Linked DNA regions of Mus musculus: region 2 is linked to region 1. The links are chromatin loops, found by intact Hi-C in ENCODE. Cell type or tissue: gastrocnemius. All regions are shown on one strand. Links, peaks and the distances in the headings refer to the core of each region. The heading gives the core; the rest is flanking DNA.

Region 1 (8,000 bases), core at 1-8,000:
AGCACAGGTTTCTCAGAATGTAGGGTAATTGAAACACACGACTGGATTTATATCCTCAAATGCCTCTCATTTAGGCCTCTCTGTTTATTTTCTGTTTCCACTCCCATCCCCCAAAGCCGTCTCCTGAGGCTGTCTGTACCCACCTGTGGATTCTGGCCCGACAACTCTTGAGTGTACTTTCCCTCCCTCTGTACCTCCTCTTCCAGATCTAATTGCTTACTTACATTGTCTTGTCTTAGGGTTAGAAGGTGGAACTCTCAAATATTCCAAAATTCAAAGTTCCTAGATTTCTAACGTCCTGGCCCCCACTCAGTGGGTGTCCAGTATAGTGGTAGAGAGATTAAGGAAAAAACCTTCCTTCCAGGGTTGGTCTTGTGTGTGAAGGCTGAGGGCATAGAAGCTTGGGGAAGGCAGCCCAGGAAATGAAGGTCCGTTAATCTTGCCAGCTTTACCTGGCACTCCCTGGGTGGGGCTAGCTTGCCCATGGCTCCCATCTTTGCTAGAACTGGAGATATGCCAGGGCTGTCCCACCAAATAGCTGTCGGCAAAGGCAGCGTGGCTGGTATAACGGGCCTGTTGCCCTGGTTTTGCCACTGGTGGGCTGGGTCTCTCTGTCCTTAAGGACCCTCACTGAACTGGGACTATGGTTGCTAGGATGCTGTGCGCACGCTCAACACCCTGCAAACCAATGCCAGCTACCTGGAGCAGGTAAAGCGCCAACGGAGTGACCCCCAGGCGCAGCTGGAGGCTATGGAGATGTACCTGGCACGGAGTGGACTGCAGGTAAGGTTGTACATCCTGCAAGACATCTCGACCCTATCTGCGCGTGCGAGCCCAGTGGCTGAGGCGAGGACCTTTCTGTCTGTTGTAGGTGGAGGACTTGAACCGGCTAAACATTATTCATGTCACTGGGACCAAAGGGAAGGTAAGAGCAATCCAGGAGTCCATGTGGTGGACTGGTGCCCATCCACCTTTTTTTGTTTGTTTTTTTGGTTTTGGTTTTTCGAGACAGGGTTTCTCTGTGTAGCCCTGGCTGTCCTGGAACTCACTCTGTAGACCAGGCTGGCCTCGAACTCAGAAATATGCCTGCCTCTGCCTCCCAAGTGCTGGGATTAAAGGCATGTGCCGCCACTGCTCGGTTCACCTTATTTTTTTAAAGATGTATTTATTTATTGTATGTGTAGGAGTGCACTGTCGCTGTCCTCACACACACCATAAGAGGGCATCAGATCCCATTATAGATGACTATGAGCCACCACGTGGTTGCTGGGAATTGAACTCAGGACCTCCGGGAGAGCAGTCAGTGCTCTTAACTGCTGAGCCATCTCTCCAGCCCCTGCCTGTCCAACTTTATTAATTGATTCTCTACATGCTGCTACCAAAGAGCACCTTAGGGTGTCCTGTTAGGGTCCCGATTGCTGTGCTGAAACACCATGACCAAAAGCAACCTGGGGAGGGAAGGGTTAACTTCACTTGCATTCCATAGAACAGTTTCTCACCCAAAGAAGTCAGGACAAGAACTCAAACAGGGTGGGAACCTGGAGGCAGGAGCTGATACAGAGGCCAGGAGGGATGCCGCATATTGGCTTAGTCATCAGGGCTTTCTCAGCCTGCTTTTTTTTTTTTTTGAGGGGGGGGGGTTTGAGACAGGTTTTTCTCTGTATAGTCCTTGTTGTCCTGGAACTCACTCTGTAGACCAGGCTGGCCTCGAACTCAGAAATCCGCCTGCCTCTGCCTCCCCAGTAGTGGGATTAAAGGCGTGCGCCGCCACCACCACGCCCGGCACCTCATGCTGGAGCTTATGGAGGCTCCCATAAGCTGGATCGCTGAGGTTTCCCCCTCTCGGATGGCCAGCTTTTGCCAAGCTGACATCAGACTGTCATGTCGGGCATGTAGGAAAGAGAGTTTACTTGGCTGTGAGTTCTGGGAGATGTGGTCCCCCATGGCAGGTGATCACATGATCACATTGCATCCTCAGTCAGGAAGGGATTGATGTGTGCTTGTGTGCCTCGGTCAACCCTGTCGAGAAACTCCTCCCCAGGCCTGCCCGGCACGTCTCCCTGGTGATTCTGGGCGACAACCAGCAGTACCCATCATTTCATCCTACCCAATGCTTTCCAGGGCTCCACCTGTGCCTTCACCGAACGGATCCTGCGGAATTACGGCCTGAAGACCGGCTTCTTTAGGTACTGGGCTCTGTGTGAGTGGGTGTGGGTGTCTGTGTCTCAGCTCTAGAAGGCTATGGTGCTAGAGCCAAGGTCAGCCTCTCTGCCTCTCCCCCGGTATTTGTTGATTCAGCAAACATTAAATCCACAGTGCCAGTGTTAGCCCACTAATAGCAGCCATCAGTTTCCATAAGGAATAAATTGGAGGGAGAGAGGCGACCTGTGTCTCAAGGTGTGGCCTAAGTACCTGGCTGGAAGAACCAGGTGACCTTTTATTAATTTAAGTTCCAAATGTAATTTTTGCCCGTTAAATTTTTAAATTATTCTTCTTGCTTTATGTGTGTGTGTATTTTGCTGCATGTATGTGCTAGTATTGGAATTACACAGGGTTCTGAGCCACGTGTGTGTTAGGAATGAAACCCAGGTCTTCTGCAAGAGCATTCAGTGCTCTTCATTGCTGAGCCATCGATCCAGTCCCTGTTTGAGGCAGGTGTCACTCTAGCCCAGGCTGACCTGGAACTCACTTTGTCCCTCAGGCAGGCCTACAACCTGGGCTCTTCCTACCTCAGTCTCCTGCTGGAGTTGCGGGTGTGAGCCACCGCACTGCACAACTTGGTTTTGTCTGCTTTTTTAATGTTTGTTTTGTTTGGGGGGTGGGGTGTCTCTCTATGAAGCTCTGACTGGCCTGGGATTCTATAGATTAGTCTGGCGAAGAATTCACAGTCTAACCTGTCTCTGCTTCTTGATTGCTGAGATTAAAGTTGTGCACCACTTTACCCACCTTTGAGTATGATTTATGTGTGCATGGGCACACAAGCATATGTTTATCTCAGTGTGTGTTTTTCTGTCTTTCCTTCCTTCCTTCTTCCTTTCCCCCTCTCCCTTACCCTCTACCCTCCCTCTCTCCCACTCTCCCTTCCCTCCCCTCCCCCTTTCCCCCTCTTCCTCTCCCCCTCCTCCTCTCCTTCTCCCCTCCCCCTCTCCCCTCGCCCTCTCCCCCCGCCCTCTCCCCCTTCTCCTTCCCCTCCCCTCCCTCTCCTCCTCTCTGCCTCCCCTCTCCCTCCCCTCTTCCTCCTCCTATCCCCATCCCCTCTCCCTCCTCTCTTCCTCCTCCTATCCCCCTCCCCTCCTCCTCCTCCTATCCCCTTCCCCTCCTTCTCCCTCCCCCCTTCCCCTCCCCCTCTCCTCTCTGTCTTCTTCCGAGATTGGGTCTCTCACTGAACCTGGAGTTCCTAGATTCAGCTGGATAACTATGCATTAGCAACCCCAGGGATGCTCCTGTGTCTGCTCCCCAGAAGTGGGGTAATCAATTCACAGCCGCTGGCTGGTTTCTTTTTGCAGCGGTTGGGGTGGGTGAGGATGGAGTGTGAGAATACTGGGGATCTGAACGCAGGCCCTCATATTTGTGTGGCAAGCACTTTACTGACTAAACCATCTCCCAGGCTCTCCAGATCCAGTTTTTAAGCATAGAGATATTTGTTGGCTAAGATGTCTCTGCAGTAAGGAACACAAACCTGACTCATAAAGGTGCAGAGCCAGTTTGGCTATGGCCCCCATGTCAGAGTCTCCACAGGGAGGCAGTAGAGCTCTGCCAGGGATAGCTGTGGTTTCTTCTGGAGCAGCGCCCCCTTGTGGTGACTCACAGACATCAGAAGCCCACAAGATGTGGAGCTGGCTTACTGATGCGAGCCTCTCCTCCCCTGTCACCTTAAACAGAGGACGTTTCAGAGGAGTGCATATGAGTATACTCCTGGGGATTTGTCCCTTGAGGGAGAAGCGTATCCGACATTAGCTTTGTCAGTTCTGTCAGGCCACCTCCATAAGCACCTGAAGCCAGTTGGCTGGGGCCAATTCAGATCAACTGACATGTCAGTTTCCTGGAACTGGTGATTGTTCAAAATAAAGACATGGAAGCTGGGCAGGGCGGTGGTGGCGTACACCTTTCATCCCACCACTCAGTAGGTGAGACAGGCTGTGAGTTCAAGCCTGGTCTACAGAGCGAGTTTCAGGACAGCCAGGGCTACACAGAGAAACCTTAAAAAATGAAACAAGGGCTGCCGAGATGGCTCAGTGGTTAAGAGTGCCAACTGCTCTTCCAAAGGTCCAGAGTTCAAATCTTAGCAACCACATGGTGGCTCACAACCATCCGTAATGAGATCTGATGCCCTCCTCTGGAGTGTCTGAAGACAGCTACAGTGTACTTACATATAATAAATAAATAAATCTAAAAAAAAAAAAACAAAAGAAAAGAAAGGGAGATGACTTGGTGTGAGAGGGTCTTTGAGGACTTAAAATGCAGACATGTCTTAGGAGGCTTGTGTGATTGTGGCCACCGCATCGATAGGACACAGTATATGTGTCATTGACCAAAGAATAATACTTTTGAAGCTTGAAAACATGTAATGACTTTTTCATTACCTTGGGTGTCTTAGTGCGTGTGCATTGCTGTAGCCCACGAGAGAGGTCAGGAGACAAGCTTTAGTGCGTGTGTGTTTGCCCGTGTGCATTGCTGTAGCCCACGTGAGAGGTCAGGAGACAAGCTTTAGTGCGTGTGTGTTTGCCCGTGTGCATTGCTGTAGCCCACGTGAGAGGTCAGGAGACAACCTTTAGGAGAAGTTTCTCCCGTGAGTTCTTAGGATGACCGTAGATCATCAACGTTGGCAGCATGTGCCATGTCGCTGGTCCCTGATAATAAAGCTCTAACCACTGACCTTGGCCTACGCGGCCAGCCAGCCAGCCTACAGATGTGGATGCGGCAGGGGAATGACTCCAGACAGTTCCTTCCTCTGGATTTATTGCTTTGAGACTGAAAGGCGGACGGCTGTTAATAGGCATGTGTTAGCAGAGTTACTAATCCTTTGGGGCCCAGAGACTCTGTTAGATCATCGTGGGGACAGGGCTATCTCCCTCCTTTCTGAGGTGGGGGTCTTAGTTGAGAGTGGTATCGTAGGATGAACCCACCGACAGACAGACGGTAGGCCTGGCTAGGGACTGGAGGGGCCGCCAAGCTGCTGGGGCAGGGCTCAGCCTCCACAGGCTCTGGAGGCCCTAGGCAGGAGCTCAAGAGTCTTGAGGACGTACGTCATGGAGCCTCGGGAACAGGGCAGACACAGTCTGATTAGGGCAAGGAAGGCCTGGGAAGTGGGGAGTCCCGATGACCCCAGGTCTCTCCACAGCTCTCCTCACATGGTGCAGGTGCGGGAGCGGATTCGAATCAACGGGAAACCAATCAGCCCCGAGCTCTTCACCAAGCACTTCTGGTGCCTCTATAACCAGCTGGAGGAGTTCAAGGTACTGTGGCTGGGGACTGGGGAGGGCCCATCCCCGTGTGGGGTACGGGGCTCTGGCCCTGACTGGCTCCTTCTGTGTGCAGGACGACAGCCATGTCTCCATGCCCTCTTACTTCCGCTTCCTCACACTCATGGCCTTCCATGTCTTCCTCCAAGAGAAGGTGAGTGTCTTTCCTAGCCCTGTGTCTGAGTCCTTGGGGAGCAGAGCATGAGTGGAGGGGTTCCCTGCTCCCTGTGTGCTTTCTGCTCTCCTACAGGTGGACCTGGCAGTGGTGGAGGTGGGCATTGGCGGGGCTTTTGACTGCACCAACATCATCAGGTAAGGTAGCCGCCGTGGCTGTGGAGTCACCCGGAGCCTGCGCAACGGCTCGGCACTGGGGAGCAGGACTTTCTTGTCTTTTTCAGAAAGCCAGTGGTGTGTGGAGTCTCCTCTCTTGGCATTGACCACACCAGTCTACTAGGAGATACAGTGGAGAAAATAGCATGGCAGAAAGGGGGCATCTTTAAGGTAACATAGCGGGCCAAGGCAGGAGAGGTTCATGGGAGCCCAGGGTCTGTCCTTTTACCGCTTACTGAAGAATGACTGTGGCAAGTCATTACCAGGTCCTAGCCAGCTGCACAGCCTGGCTTCTCCTCCTTCTCCCTCTGTGGCCTCAGTTGAAATCAGCCCCTGTCCCTTTTTTCTGGTGTGCCTGCAGCCTGGTGTCCCTGCCTTCACTGTGGTGCAGCCAGAAGGTCCCCTGGCTGTGCTGAGGGATCGAGCCCAGCAGATTGGAGTGAGTGACTGGCTGGCTTGGTGGGGTGGAGGGGTGTGCTGACTAGAAGAACACAGTCTCCTGTTGGGCTTTGGGTTCCTCATGTGCAAAGGGGATAGCGGGGGTAGCTGTTGTGGCTCCAGGACGCATCTGGTTCTGGAAGCAGGTCTTGGTAGGCCCTGGTGGTTTTGGTGGTTGGTGATGGGCCCTGGTGGTCAGAGGCTTTCTAACATAGTGGTGGTGGCAGGTCAGCTGACCAGCTCTCCCCCTCCCCCCACAGTGCCCGTTGTACCTGTGTCCGCCATTGGAAGCCCTGGAGGAGGTTGGACTGCCATTGAGCCTGGGTCTGGAGGGAGCACACCAGCGGTCTAATGCTGCCTTGGCCTTGCAGCTGGCCCACTGTTGGCTGGAGCGGCAGGACCACCAAGGTAGGTGGGCCAGTGTGGGCGTGCAGGTGGGCAGCTCCAAGGCATGAGTGGAGCCTGCCTTGGAGGGGTCTGAATCCAGACTCACACCCTACAGACATCCAGGAGCTGAAGGTATCCAGGCCAAGCATACGGTGGCAGCTGCCCCTGGCACCTGTGTTCCGCCCTACCCCTCACATGAGGCGTGGTAAGTTGGAATTTCCTCCCCAATCCGGAGTCTGCACACCTCCGTTCCCCCTGAGGTGTATGTTGAGTTCCTATTGTATCTGTGTGCCCTTTCAGATGTCTCTTTTGGTTTCCTGTTTGGGGGTTGGGGCAGTTGTAGGTAGTGCCTCGGGGTGAGCATTCCTCTCTGGCCTAGAGTTCACAGCTCAGTTTTCCTACCTGCCAAATGAGATGCTGATAACACCCACTGCCAGGGGCTGTTTGGATGGTTCCTGGTGTGACATCATTCAGGTGTGAGCCCAGAGCCGGGAAGCCTGGAGCAGAGTGCCAGTCAGATTGAGGGAGGGTGCCCCTGCTTCAGTCCTCTAAACTGCTTTCATCCCAGAGTAAGGCTCAAACTGTTAGACCCCTGTAGAACAGCTTCAGTGTGCCAGGGTTGCTGTCAGGGACAGCCCTGGAGCAGATCTTGGGTCAAACTCCAGCCCTAGCCCTCACTTGCTGTGTGAGCACAACACTGACTGTCACTTGGGGAATGTATGATTGTGTAATAGCAGCCCCATCTCAGGGCTGTCTGGAAGATTTCACAGCAGGACAGCTCATTCCAGGAACCCAGAGACAGCCATTAGTAAGTGGATCTGCCTGTAGGGCCAGGAGATCACAGGCCTTGTTGTGGATCCCAGAGCACTGTCTCATCTGCCTTTGCCAGGGCTTCGGGACACAGTGTGGCCTGGCCGGACACAGATACTCCAGCGGGGACCCCTTACCTGGTACCTGGATGGCGCCCATACCACCAGCAGTGTGCAGGCCTGTGTGCACTGGTACCGCCAGTCATTGGAGCGCAGCAAACGCACCGATGGGTGAGCTCTCTTGCAAGTCTGTCTGAGCATGCAGGGTGGGTAATAACCCCCTTAGGGCTGATTTCAGTAGCTATCAGTGGGCTATAACCTGCTCTTAGAAAAAAATGCTCTACTGATAATTCTTTAGCAGTGATGCCGCTACATGGTACAGATTTGAAAATGTCCTAAATGGTGTTTCTACGATAAAGTCTATACCCTGGCGCTGGAGAGATGGCTGTTACATCGCTGCTCTTACAGAGAACCCACATGGGTTAGATTCTGGGGAAATGGCTGGAATGGTGTAGGAGGAAGGGCAGAAGGCATATCCCACCCATTTCTTCCTGATGCAGAGGGTCCGAAGTAC
Region 2 (12,101 bases), core at 1,167-9,166, 110 kb after region 1:
ATCCAGCTATCTCTGCTAGAGAATTGGGAGCTGGGATTAGTGGCTCAGGTTGTTTTGTTGTTGGTGGTTTGATTTGGTTTTAGGCTTTCAAGACAGGGTTTCTCTGTGTAGCCCTGGCTTGCCTGGAACTTGCTCTGTAGGCCTTGGACTCACAGAGATCAGCCTGCCTCTGCCTCCCAAGTACTGGAATTCAAGGTGTATGCCACCACTGCCCAGCAGGCTGTTTTTAAAACAGCCACTTTGTATTGGTTATGTCAATGCAGCCCATGCCTGAGGCAGGTCCCTCCCCCACACCCCACCTTTCTTTTCTGTTAAGTGGGAAAAATATCCCTGTCCCAGTGAGAAAGGGCAGAGACAGACAGCTCAGGGCACCACCAGAAAATCGTACTTCTGCTTGGTTCCTGTGGCCGTCCCCCTGCCTGTGATCCTCTGAGGATTCAGATGGAATCCCTCCCTTTCGGCTACTTTCTGACCTATCACATCAAGCGCATTCCTGCCTCAGGACCTTCCACTGGCTGCATTCTCTAGTCACTTTCCTAGTGGGACTCCTTATCTCTCAGCTCAAAGACCCTTGCCAACATGAACAGCACACTACAAGTTATTATTTCAGACAGGATCTTTCTATGTAGCTTTGTGTTTCTGTGACAGACACTATGACCGAATACAACGTGAGGGAAAGGTTTTATTTCAGTCTACAACTCCCACATCACAGTCCATCACTGAGGTAAGTCAGGGCTGGAGCCTAGGGACAGGAACTGGAGCAGAGGGCATGGAGGAGGGGGCCATGGAGCAGTGCTGCTAACTAGCCTCACATTCAACTACCTTTCTTATAACCATCTAGACCACCTGCCTGGGGTGGCACTGCCCACAGTAGGCATCCCTTTCCCACATCATTAATCAAAAAGAAAAGAAAACAGCGCCAAAGACACACAACAGGTCAATGATAGGCAGCTCTTCAACTCTTCATCCCTCTACCCACATGGCCCTAGTGTGTGAATCACACAGTCCAGGCTAGCCCGGGATCCTTCTGTCTGAACCTCACAAATGATGGGGTTACAGGCATTAGCCACACCCTTCCCAGAAGGGCACTGTGGAATTATTCTGAGTCACTTCCCTGGTTCTCATGCCCATGTGCCCATTAGACTCATCTCTGTCTGGTGACATTCTCAAGTCGCCTTCACCACCCACGTGAAACCCGACAGGAACAAAATGAGATGAGCGAGCCAGGACTGCTGGGTCTCTGAGGTCTCAGGTGACTTCCCTCATAGCCTCAGGCCCTGCCAGGGTTCCTGGTTGCAGGGAGAGTTGTCACCTTTGTGGGGGACCTCAGGGCTCTGAGTTCAGGGTCAGTCCCGTGGGAGCCAGACCTCAGAAGATGTGGCAGCAGATCCCAGGTCCTACTTTGTCTCCCTGCTACCTTCCTATGTCCCTGGCTAGATACCTCTGGGTGGCATCAGAAGATGAACATAATCTTGCCAACCAAGAAGAATTCCTGCAGGTGTGCCAGCACAGAGAAATCACCCAAGAATACTCAGAACAGGCCATGTGTCCTGATAGAAAATGATAATTCCTGGAATGGTCATCTGAGGGCAGCCTCTTCTGCAACCAGCCCTCCCCTGCTCTCGGCTCACCCTCCCCAACTCCCACCCCATTAGCCACTTTTCAAAGTCTGGCCATATCTGGTGGGTCAGTAGAATAGAGCTATTAAGATGCTTTTCCAGGGTCCTGGCTGATCAGTCTTGGGGCACATCTCTCACCCCCTCCCCAGTGGCCCCACAACCCTACTTCTTCTTCTTCTTTTTTTTCGTTTTTTGTTTTTTTGGTTTTTTGTTTGTTTGTTTGTTTTTTTCGAGACAGGGTTTCTCTGTGTAGCCCTGGCTGTCCTGGAACTTACTTTGTAGACCACGCTGGCCTCGAACTCAGAAATCTGTCTGCCTCTGCCTCCCAAGTGCTGGGATTAACACAACCCTACTTCTTGCTAAGATGTTCCCTTTCTCCCAAATTCCAGGACCTTCACTGTGCCCTTGCCCTGGGACCCAACAAGGACATGAATGACCCTTCTGGTCTCGGCCTAGAAAGTAAGGCACCTTTCTCTCCTGCCATAACCGGTGAGATGCTTTGGTAATGGCTCCTTTCACCAGGACTTAGGCCCCAGGCTTCTCTCCAAAGCTGTGTCATCCCAGCTGATAGCCTGGGCTATCAGGACAATCTGCACAGTCAGTGTCTTCTGTGTCCCTGAGGCCTATGTCCCTTCTTCCCATTTGTCACATTACATCGCAGAGGGAGGGGCAGGGAGGCAGCACCATGCCCTGGAAACACAGCCAGGTTCTAGAACACCTTGAAAGAAAATGTCACTGAGCACAGTTAGATCAGACTGGAGTCAGAGGCTGTGGCTGGTTTCCCAGAGACAGGAAGAGAGATGGTTGGGGTTGCTGTAGGCTAGCCCAAAACCATTGGGTTGGCCACTGAGGTTTCCCCATTTGACTGAGAGGTCACTCAAGATCAACAGTGACCCTTGAGGGACTCCCTGCTAGACCAACTCCAGGAAGCCCGCTTCTGCCTCCTTGATACCCACCTGCCTCTCAGAGGGGCATGATGAAGCCATTCCAGAGCTGGGAATCGAAAAGCCTAGAATTTTGGACTGATCTTGCTCCTAACCTGCACCTTAAACTTTTGGGCTTGTTTCCCTATTGGAACAAGGGTGCCCCCTCCCTTCCCCCTTCTCCATAGTGTGAGGCTAGGTGTATAGGAACTTGGGCCCCAGGCCCAAGTCATGGTGTAAGCTGGTTCCAGCATTTATTGCTGGGTGGTCTTGCTCATCCCCTTCATCCCGTGAACCTCCATTTCGTGGTCTGTAAAAAGAGAATATCAACATTTTTTAATAGTAAATGAGCTAAGGGTTGGGGTCAGGGTCCTTGCTCTATGCAGGGTACAGCACCGTCACCGAATGGGGCTGAGTCTTCACAGCATTAGTTATGAGGGTGCTTCCCTCTGGTGGCTGGTAGGATGAACTGCAGGCTAGCTCCCTGGGTACAGCTGCAGAATAGTTGCCGGCGCATTGTCCATAAGGGAAGAAGGCAGACACGTGAGTCATTCTGTGTGCACCTCTGCCCACCGACAGAGGCGACGGGCGTAGTGAGCCGGGCTGACAGTGGAGACGCTCTGGCCTGGATAGCGTACCATCTTCCACACATGTTCCAGCCGTTTGCGAAACCCATACACGGTAGTCATATCCACTAAGCCCAGAAAATAGCGTTGGTCTGGCCCGTCCAAGATATGGAGGGCATTGGGAAGGTCGGGCAGCATCCGGCAGTTCTGGTCCCCCGTTCCCTTCGACTTCGACACACCTTGTATGGACCTAGGTATGGGAATAGGATAAAGCTGTCGCCTCCCAGCCAGCGAGCAAGGTACAAATGAGCTAGGTACTTTAGGGGGCTGAGGAATAAAGGAATTGACAGTCTCGAGCTGCAGCGTCCCTTTCAAAGCCACTTGCCACAAGTGGCTGCTGAGCCCCGGAAATCTAGCCAGTGTTATGAGAAATGGCAGGCTCCAATATAAACTGAACTTCAAAGTCAATAGTGAGGGCTTGCCTGAAGAGACAGATGGCGCCACCATCTTTAAGCTCTTGTAGAGGACCAGCGTTAGCTCCCAGCAGAGAGCCCCTCAAAACTGGCGGTAACTTATCGCCATCGTTTGGTTATGAGAGCAAACAGCGCACTCATGCGCATGCATACGTAATTTAGAAATAAAATCTTTAAAAAGGGCAGTGTTGAAGATAAAGCAAACAATCTCCTCATCTTTTAGGTTGATAAGATTAAAATAATCAAATGTATTGACTCAATATCATTATTATTATTAATTTGCTTTTGCTGTTGTTGTTGGTTTGGTTTGGTTTTTTTGAGACAGGGTTCTTTTGTGTAACAGTCTTGACTATTTTGGAACTCACTTTGTAGACCAGACTGGCCTCGAACTCACAGAAATCTATCTATCTGTCTGCTTCTGCCTCCCAAGTGCTGAGATTAAAGATGTGAGCCACCTTCCTGACTTCTGTTTGCTTTTGAGACAGGGTTTCAATACAAGTAGCTCACACTGGTCTTGAACTTGCTGTGCAGCCAAAAATGATCTTGATTTCTGGTCATCCTGCCTCACCTTCTAAATACTGGGATTATAGGCATGTACCACTTCTGTTAGCAGAGAGTGTATAATACTAGGACTAATCTCGCCTGTTTCTTCTTTCTCTCCTTTCTTTTTTTTAAATAGTCTGAGGATTACAGGTGTGGGGCACCCAGGGCAGTCTATATGGTTCTATAGAACCCAGGCCATGGTGCATGCTGGGTAAGCACTCTAACAACTGAGCAACAACTCCAGCCCTCTTTTAAAAAACAAACAAACACCCAAACCTTTGTAAATGAGGGTATGGGGGTTGGGGAGTAATTTTATATTTCAAAGACTCAGCAGTGACTTGTGGCCAGTGCCTATGAATGGGACATAGGACTCTGGATATTCTGAATTGAATTTTATTTCTGTTGGGGAGGGCCGATCTGGAGCATTTGGGTCATGTGGACCTGGCCTTGGTCAGGTTTGCGGGATAATCTCATCCTAGAAGCCTTAGGGTCGCAGAGATGAAGAACTGTGAACGAGGAGCCTAACAATCCCAGTTTGTAGCGCTGTGATTTCCCTCAAGTGTATTCTTGCGGGCAGGTTCCTGACCACTAAATCCCAGTCAGCCGAAGCAAGTTCAATTTCTCTACCTCATCCTGCAGGGGACGCTACAGTTCCTCGTGCTGTGGTGACCCCAACCATAGAATTATTTCATTGCTGCTTCATAACTGTAATTTTGCTACTGTTCTGAATCGTAATGGAAATATTTGCATTTATATGCAACCCCTAAAGGGATCGAGAGCCACTGCTATAGGGCTTTCTTTATGCCAATCACGGGAGGGGCGGGCTCTAGAAAATAAGTCAGCCAATGAGAGACAAGCCCCGCTACAGTCTCAACTAATCAAAAAACAGTGTCAGAAGAGCCTAAGCTTCCAGAGGGAGTGTGTGGGGCAGCGATGAAGAGCCTGTTGGGAAATATTTCAACATGATGACGATTCTGTGCAAACTGGAACTTACTGGACCAATGACAGCAGTGCTCTGCGCTACGCATCAGCAGCAGGTAAAAGCTGAGCTTGAGCGATCCTGTACCATGGCAGACACTTTATCATCTGATCCAGACATGGCTGGGCTGTGACTGTGTGGGGAGCCATCACTGTATCCTACTCAAGTCTCCTCCAGGCCAAGGGCCTCTTCCATAGATGGAGCAGGAATAGAAATTGCCTGAGAGCCGAGGCCACCCTCATCCCTAACTTTCTCTGTCCTACACGAGACCAATGCGCTTGAGTTTTGAGTTGGTGTTGTTTGAGCAGGGTCTCACTATATGTAGCTCTGGCTGACCTTGAACTTAGAGATCTACCTGGCTCTGTTTCCTGGGTGCTGGGATTAAAGGTGTACTTTAGGGCACATCTGGTAGGCTTGAAGTCGCAAATGGGCTTACTGGTCAACCCCAGGGGTGCGCCTTAGAGAAGTGTAATTAGAGCAGAGTCCTTTGGCTTCCCTTCCCTTCTCTGAGCCTTCATGGTCAAGAGTCAGTGCGTGGTCTCAGTGAGGGCCATGGCCAGCATAGCGGGAGTGACGGTTCTTCTACATAACATAGAGTACACAGTGGTGGTGCTGCTGGTGATGACTTCAGGGGTCAGAGGGCACAAAAGTAAATGGGTTTTGTCACTGCACAGAAACCTGGGTCATATGTCCTGCCAGAGAATAGGGCAGAAGGCTCAATCTATCATTAAAAGGCCTTGTCCAGTTAGACTCCTTCAGGTCTGTCCTTTCCTAGCCCATCTGGTCCCCTTACCTCTAGCAGCCAAGCTTGGATACATGTGTACATACACATACACACATACAAACACACACAGTACTTCCCAGCCTTTAAGCATACACGCACGTACACACTAACACACACATGCACACACACATGCACACGCGCGCGCGCACACACACACACACACACACACACACACACACACAGTACTTCCCAGCCTGTAAGCCTATGCCACGCCACAAGAGGGAAGGTAGTCTCTTACCTCGTGCCTACCTCACCTCTTGCCTACCTCACCCGCCCCACCCATCCTTGCCATTACATCTGGAGGCAAAGCTCACTTGAATGTGCTGAAGACAGAGTGGTGAATGCCCTTCTCGTCTTCGTGGAGAAACTGGATGGCCACCAGGAGGCTGTAATCCAGTACATTCACCTCCCGCAGGAAGGCGGTGTCTAGCTCCATCTGCCGGAGGAACCAGCTCCGCTGGGCTCCTGTGGGGACCACCACAACTCACCTGAGTCCCCACCACGTGCCTGTGCTTACCCCAGAAGTGTGAATGGCATGACCAGCCCCATTCTATAATCTGTCTTGTACCCCCCAGTTGCATAAGTCTGGAGCCAGGATTTGAGTCCTAGGCTGTGAAGAATTTGGGTAGAGGGGACCCTTCTTCCAAACCTCACCCTGGAGGAGGACTAGGCAGTGAGCGTGTAACTCACCCAATCTCATGGTCTTTTCTTGAAAGTTGAGGTCCTTCAGCACCAAGACAAGGGGGCTGCCCTCAGGGGCTGGATCTACCCAGCGGCTTATGTTGCAGCCCTTGATGTCATACCTGGGAGGTAGGACATACACAGCAGTCACTGGATTCAAGGACTTCCCAGGGGTGGTTGCTCCTGTATGAGCTAAGTCACCATGGATTTACCTCCAACCTCAGCACCCTTCTAGACTGTGTTCTCATGTTAGAGATGGAGAAACAGAGGCTCAAACAGTAATTTGCCTGTGTCGCAAGGTATGCGAAGAATAGAACAAGGATTTGAACTCAGACCTTTACAAGCCCAACCTAGGTATCAGCCCTACTTACCTGTCTCAGTATCTTGTCTGCCAGGGGAGGATCCTACCAGCAGGTTGGGTTTGTTCTCCAACTCTAGCTCCATTTAGTTATCTCTAAATAACTAAACGGTTAAGAGCACCGTTCCTGAAAGAGTTGGTTCTCTTGTTTCATCATGAGGGTCCTGGGGACTGAACTGCGTCCTCAGGTTTGGCTGCAAGCACCTTTTCTGACTGAACCATCCCACCTGTCCCTTTCCCTGAATCCATTAGCCTTCTTCAGTTTCTCAACTATAAAATGAGGGTGGTTAGCCCGGTGTGATGACCCAGAATTCTAGTACTGGAATAGACAACAGGGTAGAAAGTTGGTATCTAATCTGGACTACGGAGACTATTTCAATCTAAAATAAAATAAAGCTCTGGGGGGAGATATGGTTCAGTGGTGAGCCTAGCCTGTACGAAAGCACTGGTTTTGATCCCCAAGTACCGGCCAGCCGCTCAAAAGATCTGTTCTTCCTGGGTCTGTTTGGCGGTCTACTGGATAAGGATTGGTGTCTCAGCCTGCACCTTTCCTGTGAAACTGGAACCCTATATCCACTCGGACGGACTCACCTCTCAGAAATGCGGCTGGTAGGGTAGAAGATGCACTGCATGATGATGAAGTACTTCTGGGAACAGGGGTCAGGAGTGAGGGAAGCCCGAGCTCACCCTCCAGCAGCCCCCACTGCTGAGCCACCTCTGTCTGCTACACTCACCTTTTTCCCCTGAGCTACCCGCAGACTGTATACGCCTGAAAGACGAGAAGGTATCTCTAACTGTACAATCCCGGAGCCAGGTTTCGCATCTTTCTCAAGACCCACCGAGTACCTGAGCCTGTCCCTCCAGGTTCCACCCCCAGAGTCCCTTCTCAATTGGGCGTCTCCGGCACCGCGGTGTCTCCAGCACCACAGACATAGCCTGGATGAAGTCCCAGCCCAGCCTGAAACAGGGCCAGACTCTCCAATCCCGACATGGTCCCGTTGGGCCCCGCCCCAGGATCCGCCCTCCCCAGTCACTCTGCAGTTTAAGACCTGCCCCCCTCTCCCCCCCCCGCACCCCCCCCCCCCCCCGCCTCCGCGTACCCAGCAACCGTGCCAGCAGGGAGTGTGGGTATTGCTGCAGGTGCTCCACATAGCGGGGCAGGTGGGCAAGCAGCACATGCACTTCGTGGCGCCGTTGGGTCTTCACAAAGAAGCGCTGGTCGTGGCTATAGGTGGGAACAGAGGTCATTCACTGTCCAGACTTGGCAGGAATGGTTCCCACCAAGTCTCTTGCTCCTGCTTTTGCACAGGATGGATGTGTCTGGCTACCTCGCCCCCTTGCTTCATCTCACCTTCCTCTGGCCCTGACCCTCTCTCCCCAAAGCCATCCTGCCAGCCTGGAACGGAGCCCCAATCCTGCCCCATCCTTGCTACAAGCTCACGTCAGGAAGAAGCTGGCCTTGCTTTTGGAGGTGCTGAAGAATTGAAGGTAGGGATCACCAGGGCCAAGAGTAGCCTGGTAGTCCTCTTCAGTCAGGCCAATGGATTTCCTCAGCCGTGCAAAAGCCGGGCCAGCCAAGGTGCCCAGCTCGAAGCCCTGTAGGGGAGAAAGTGGCCCAAGCGAGTCCACCCTTGTGGGCCCAGGGTCCAGGTGCATGCAGCTGGGTCTGGCTAGGGAGCGTCAACCCAGCAAGGTCCTGGGAACTAGCCATCACTCCCACTCACAGCTGAGGAGGGGGGAGCTAAAGCAAAGAGACCCCACCACTTAGGTACTTCCTACCTCTTCGTGAACTTGGGTCATGACTTCCAGGTAATCCTTCTGGGTAGTAGGTCCCTGCAGGGGTTGGTAATGGGTTTCAGAGAAAGTCTGGGTCTGCTATGGCCTACCTAGATTGTGTGTCCAGCACGGGGCCTTGCCCTTTCCTTTAGCAAACAGGGAACTGACAAGTCTTGTTAGCTTAAATTGGGCGCTTGAGATTCTGGTTCACCCAGGGCTGGAGGAAGGATGGGGATGACCTAAGGCAGGGCCCCATGGGCGTTATCACCCACATCTGGATCTTCAGGACCAGGCACCAAGTTCAAGCCTGGTGCATACTTTCAAATACTCATGCAGGCTGTGTACAGCCAGATTGCATCCTCCTGAAAGGGGCCAGTGATGCCAGGGGAAAGCCTCGGAGAGTCTGACTGGGGAAGGGTGCCCGGGGCAGGTGACCTCTGAGTGGAAATCTGAAGGTGTGTGGAGAGGAGAAACCCCATTCTGGAAGTGCCCTGGAGGCCAGAGGCAGGCTACAACAGCCAGCTCTGTAGGCAGCCATATCTCCAGGCTGTGTTCAGTCCCGAGGATACTTCCTGCAGGTGATGAGGGTCAGGCTATGTTCCAGAGAACCCCCTCCAGATCTTGTATTTCAACTGTGCATACGTGCACACACGCGGACAACATAAAGGCTCCCCAGGCGACTGGGCTGCTGAGTTAGCAGCTGGGTGATGCTTTCTGCTGAGCCAGCTTGGCCCCAGCCTGACAGGCTCCAGGGAGGATGGACTGGATTGGGCAGGGTGGGGGTGGGGGTCCCTTCTTAACCATTCAAGCTGGTAGGGCCCAGGGGCTTCACCCATTATACAGATAGGGGTACTTGAGGCCCAGAGAGACAGAGGCCATACATCCACCACTTTAAGCAGGGTGTCCCTCAGACCTCCTGGACTTCTCTTCCAGCTTTTCAACTCAGAATTTCTGCTTCCTGACACAAATCCCTGCCTTCCTCTTCTTGGTAGGCCTCTCTGATTACCAGTGTCAACCTTTTAGTGAGATAGACTGCCAGCTAGGTTTGAGGTGTCTGAGACAGGATGGGCCATTCACCGTGGGTGGGTTGTTCTTGGAGACCTGGGTGGCAGCCCACAGCCCTTCCTGCATCATTCGTGTCATTCTATGCAGCTCATGTCCTGGACCGACCTCAAACAGGCCAACTCTAGACTGCCTGGCTCGGAGGTGCCAAAGAAGGCCGCGGCGGCTCCCTGAGGAAATGGACTTGTTTCCAGCCTCCTGGGAGTGGGCCGGGATCTGATGGGAAGAGGCACAAGAAACAAAGAGCATGTGGCAGTATTTCAGAAGGGAAATGCATGGGTTCAAATCCTACTTCCACCGATTAGGGATCTTCTGCTTATCTTTCTCTGCTTCACCTTCCCTGACCATAAAATACAGGGCTAACACTATAGCTATAGTCCCAGTGTTTGAGGGGCCAAAACCACCTGCAAATGGTATGCAAATGGAGTGGGAACAGCCTTCTGCTGTCAATCCCAGGTGCATCTGATGACTCCCAGAGGCTGCATGACCTTAGGTCAGACCCAGCCTTATTATCTCCTCTGTTACATGTTAGCTGCTACTGTTGCGTCTGAGCTGCCTTCACAAGAAGCCTTGCTAGCAGGCGCTGGGATGCTGGGAGATTCAGTCTTCCCTGTTTCCTCTTCTATGCTGTGCTTCTCTGTGCTAGCAAGAAGGACCAGGTCAAATGGAAGCTGAAGTCATACCAGCTCACCCATTCCTACTGGAGACCCATCCTGTGTACAAAGCTGAGCGCTTGAGGTCCTTATGGAGCCTTACGGAATTTATCTCATCATCCAAATTTTCCTGATGAGGAAACTGAGGAAGACCTCCGGGGGACACCCACCAGATCGCTACCCCCTTTCATACCTCCGTGGGGCGTGTCTTGATCTTCCCAGAGCAGAGACGGGGCGGGGGGGTGTTCAAGCCTCTGGCCAAGGTAATGGCCAGACTTTCACCCTTCCCTTTCTTGTCCCCTCTCTGGTCCGCACCTACCTCGTGGGACCTAAGGCTTGGTGTGGCCATCGCCCCCAGGTGCCGCTTCTCTGGCTTTGGCGGTGTCTCGGAGGCCCAGATGCAGGAATCAGGCCCCGCCTCTGCATGGCGAACGACCAATCGCGACGCTCTTGTTACCACTGTGCCCAATCTTCGAAAGGGGCGCTTGCCTTTGCCTGCCGGTTCCACCTCCACGGATGCAGCATACTCAGAACTCTGATCCTGGCCCTTCAGAGCTGCCTGGCTGAGGTGTTGGTGGAAAGGCCTTGTCACGGTTGCACGAGGGGGACGATGACCTTGGCCTGCGGGTCCCCCCTCCGAGGATGTAGGATCCTCTGCATCCTGATCGTGGTCGGACCGAGCCTCCTGGCGATGGCTGAGGTGCCTGAGAAAATGCCTTCTTGTTGCGGTTGCACGCTTTGCACGGAATCTGCGAGGGGGGCGCTGGCCTTTGCCCTTGGGTCCCCCCTCCGAGGACGCAGCATCCTCTGAATCCCGGTTCTGGCTGGGCGAGGTCGCCGGGTTTTGGTGGAGGTGCCGGAGAAATGATTCTCCTCTCAATTTCCTCCCGAACTGTGGACGTACGTCTCTAGGACTGGCTGTGGAGTCAGGTAGCTTAAATCGTGTTTCTTGGGTCTTTTTAGGCATGAAATTCCCATTGGCTGTCTCTCAGGTAAAGAAGCTAAAAGCAGAGAAAGAAGTGACCATCTCCAGGTGGTACAGAAGTCAGAGCATCCTTCCGTGTGATTGAAGCGCCCACTGGAGGCCACAGCGGGAACAGACACCAGAAATTTTTTGGTGAGCTAGCTAGAGGGACACAACATAATCTTTTAAAAGCATAGATGGGATGATGTCACCCTTATACTTTAAGTATTCAGTGACGTCTCTTGGCGGTGGAACAGAATTCAAACTCCTCACCATGGCATGAGTCACCACTCTCTTGACTCACTCCAAACACCCTCCTTGCCCTCAACCCAAGCTGCAAACTTCCACCCCCAGGGTTTCCCGTTCCTGGGCTCCCAAGTATCAGTCCTGTCTGGACTTTTTACTTGCCTTGATCCTTCGGACCACCTTTCAGGACTCTATGCACTTCTTCCATACACTGGATCATGGCCTTTATTCCCATCACCCTTGGCATGAGCAGAGATTGTCTTGCTCATGGATTGGTTTATTACATCAAACCTCCTGAATTGGGAGTGCCACCAGAGTGGGGACTACATGGACCTCACATGCCCAGTGCCCAGCACAAACTTGGGAACTGTGTGGATTGGAATGATGTAGGGGGTGGGAGCGCGGAGCCCCAAGAGACCACAGTGGCTGTAGTAATGATAGTCCCTAGCACGCAGAGCCTTGGGACAGTGGGAG

What was found. Peaks named below come from ENCODE experiments on the same cell type or tissue, not always from the same donor. Only the 100,000 strongest peaks of a DNase experiment are listed, where the experiment ranks them.
Region 2: it touches region 1 in a loop (2.7-fold over the local background); 15 of 42 quality-filtered maps call a loop at or near these places.

The regions. Positions count from the first base shown.
Region 1 is chr2:32,685,376-32,693,375 of GRCm38, reverse strand. It overlaps Fpgs (folylpolyglutamyl synthetase), which reads left to right. Exons shown (of 15, transcript NM_010236.2): 2 at 655-783; 3 at 872-925; 4 at 2,122-2,186; 5 at 5,342-5,456; 6 at 5,539-5,616; 7 at 5,713-5,774; 8 at 5,861-5,963; 9 at 6,154-6,231; 10 at 6,491-6,638; 11 at 6,733-6,822; 12 at 7,507-7,657; 13 at 7,987-8,000. It overlaps Mir8093 (microRNA 8093), which reads left to right and starts at 5,610; the gene lies at 5,610-5,746. In gastrocnemius, for the core only: a CTCF peak has its summit at 3,779 (motif pointing left); DNase peaks (open chromatin) are centred at 582 and 3,776; H3K4me3 peaks cover 630 bases; H3K27ac peaks cover 2,193 bases.
Region 2 is chr2:32,574,530-32,586,630 of GRCm38, reverse strand. It overlaps Pip5kl1 (phosphatidylinositol-4-phosphate 5-kinase-like 1), which reads right to left and starts at 10,913. Exons shown (of 10, transcript NM_198191.3): 1 at 10,737-10,913; 2 at 9,780-9,980; 3 at 8,706-8,759; 4 at 8,368-8,522; 5 at 8,027-8,151; 6 at 7,661-7,695; 7 at 7,518-7,573; 8 at 6,578-6,690; 9 at 6,202-6,352; 10 at 2,848-3,358. The coding sequence starts at 10,766. The coding sequence ends at 3,091. It also overlaps 9430097D07Rik. In gastrocnemius, for the core only: CTCF peaks have their summits at 4,764 and 6,352 (motif pointing left); DNase peaks (open chromatin) are centred at 3,000, 4,942 and 7,900; H3K4me3 peaks cover 688 bases.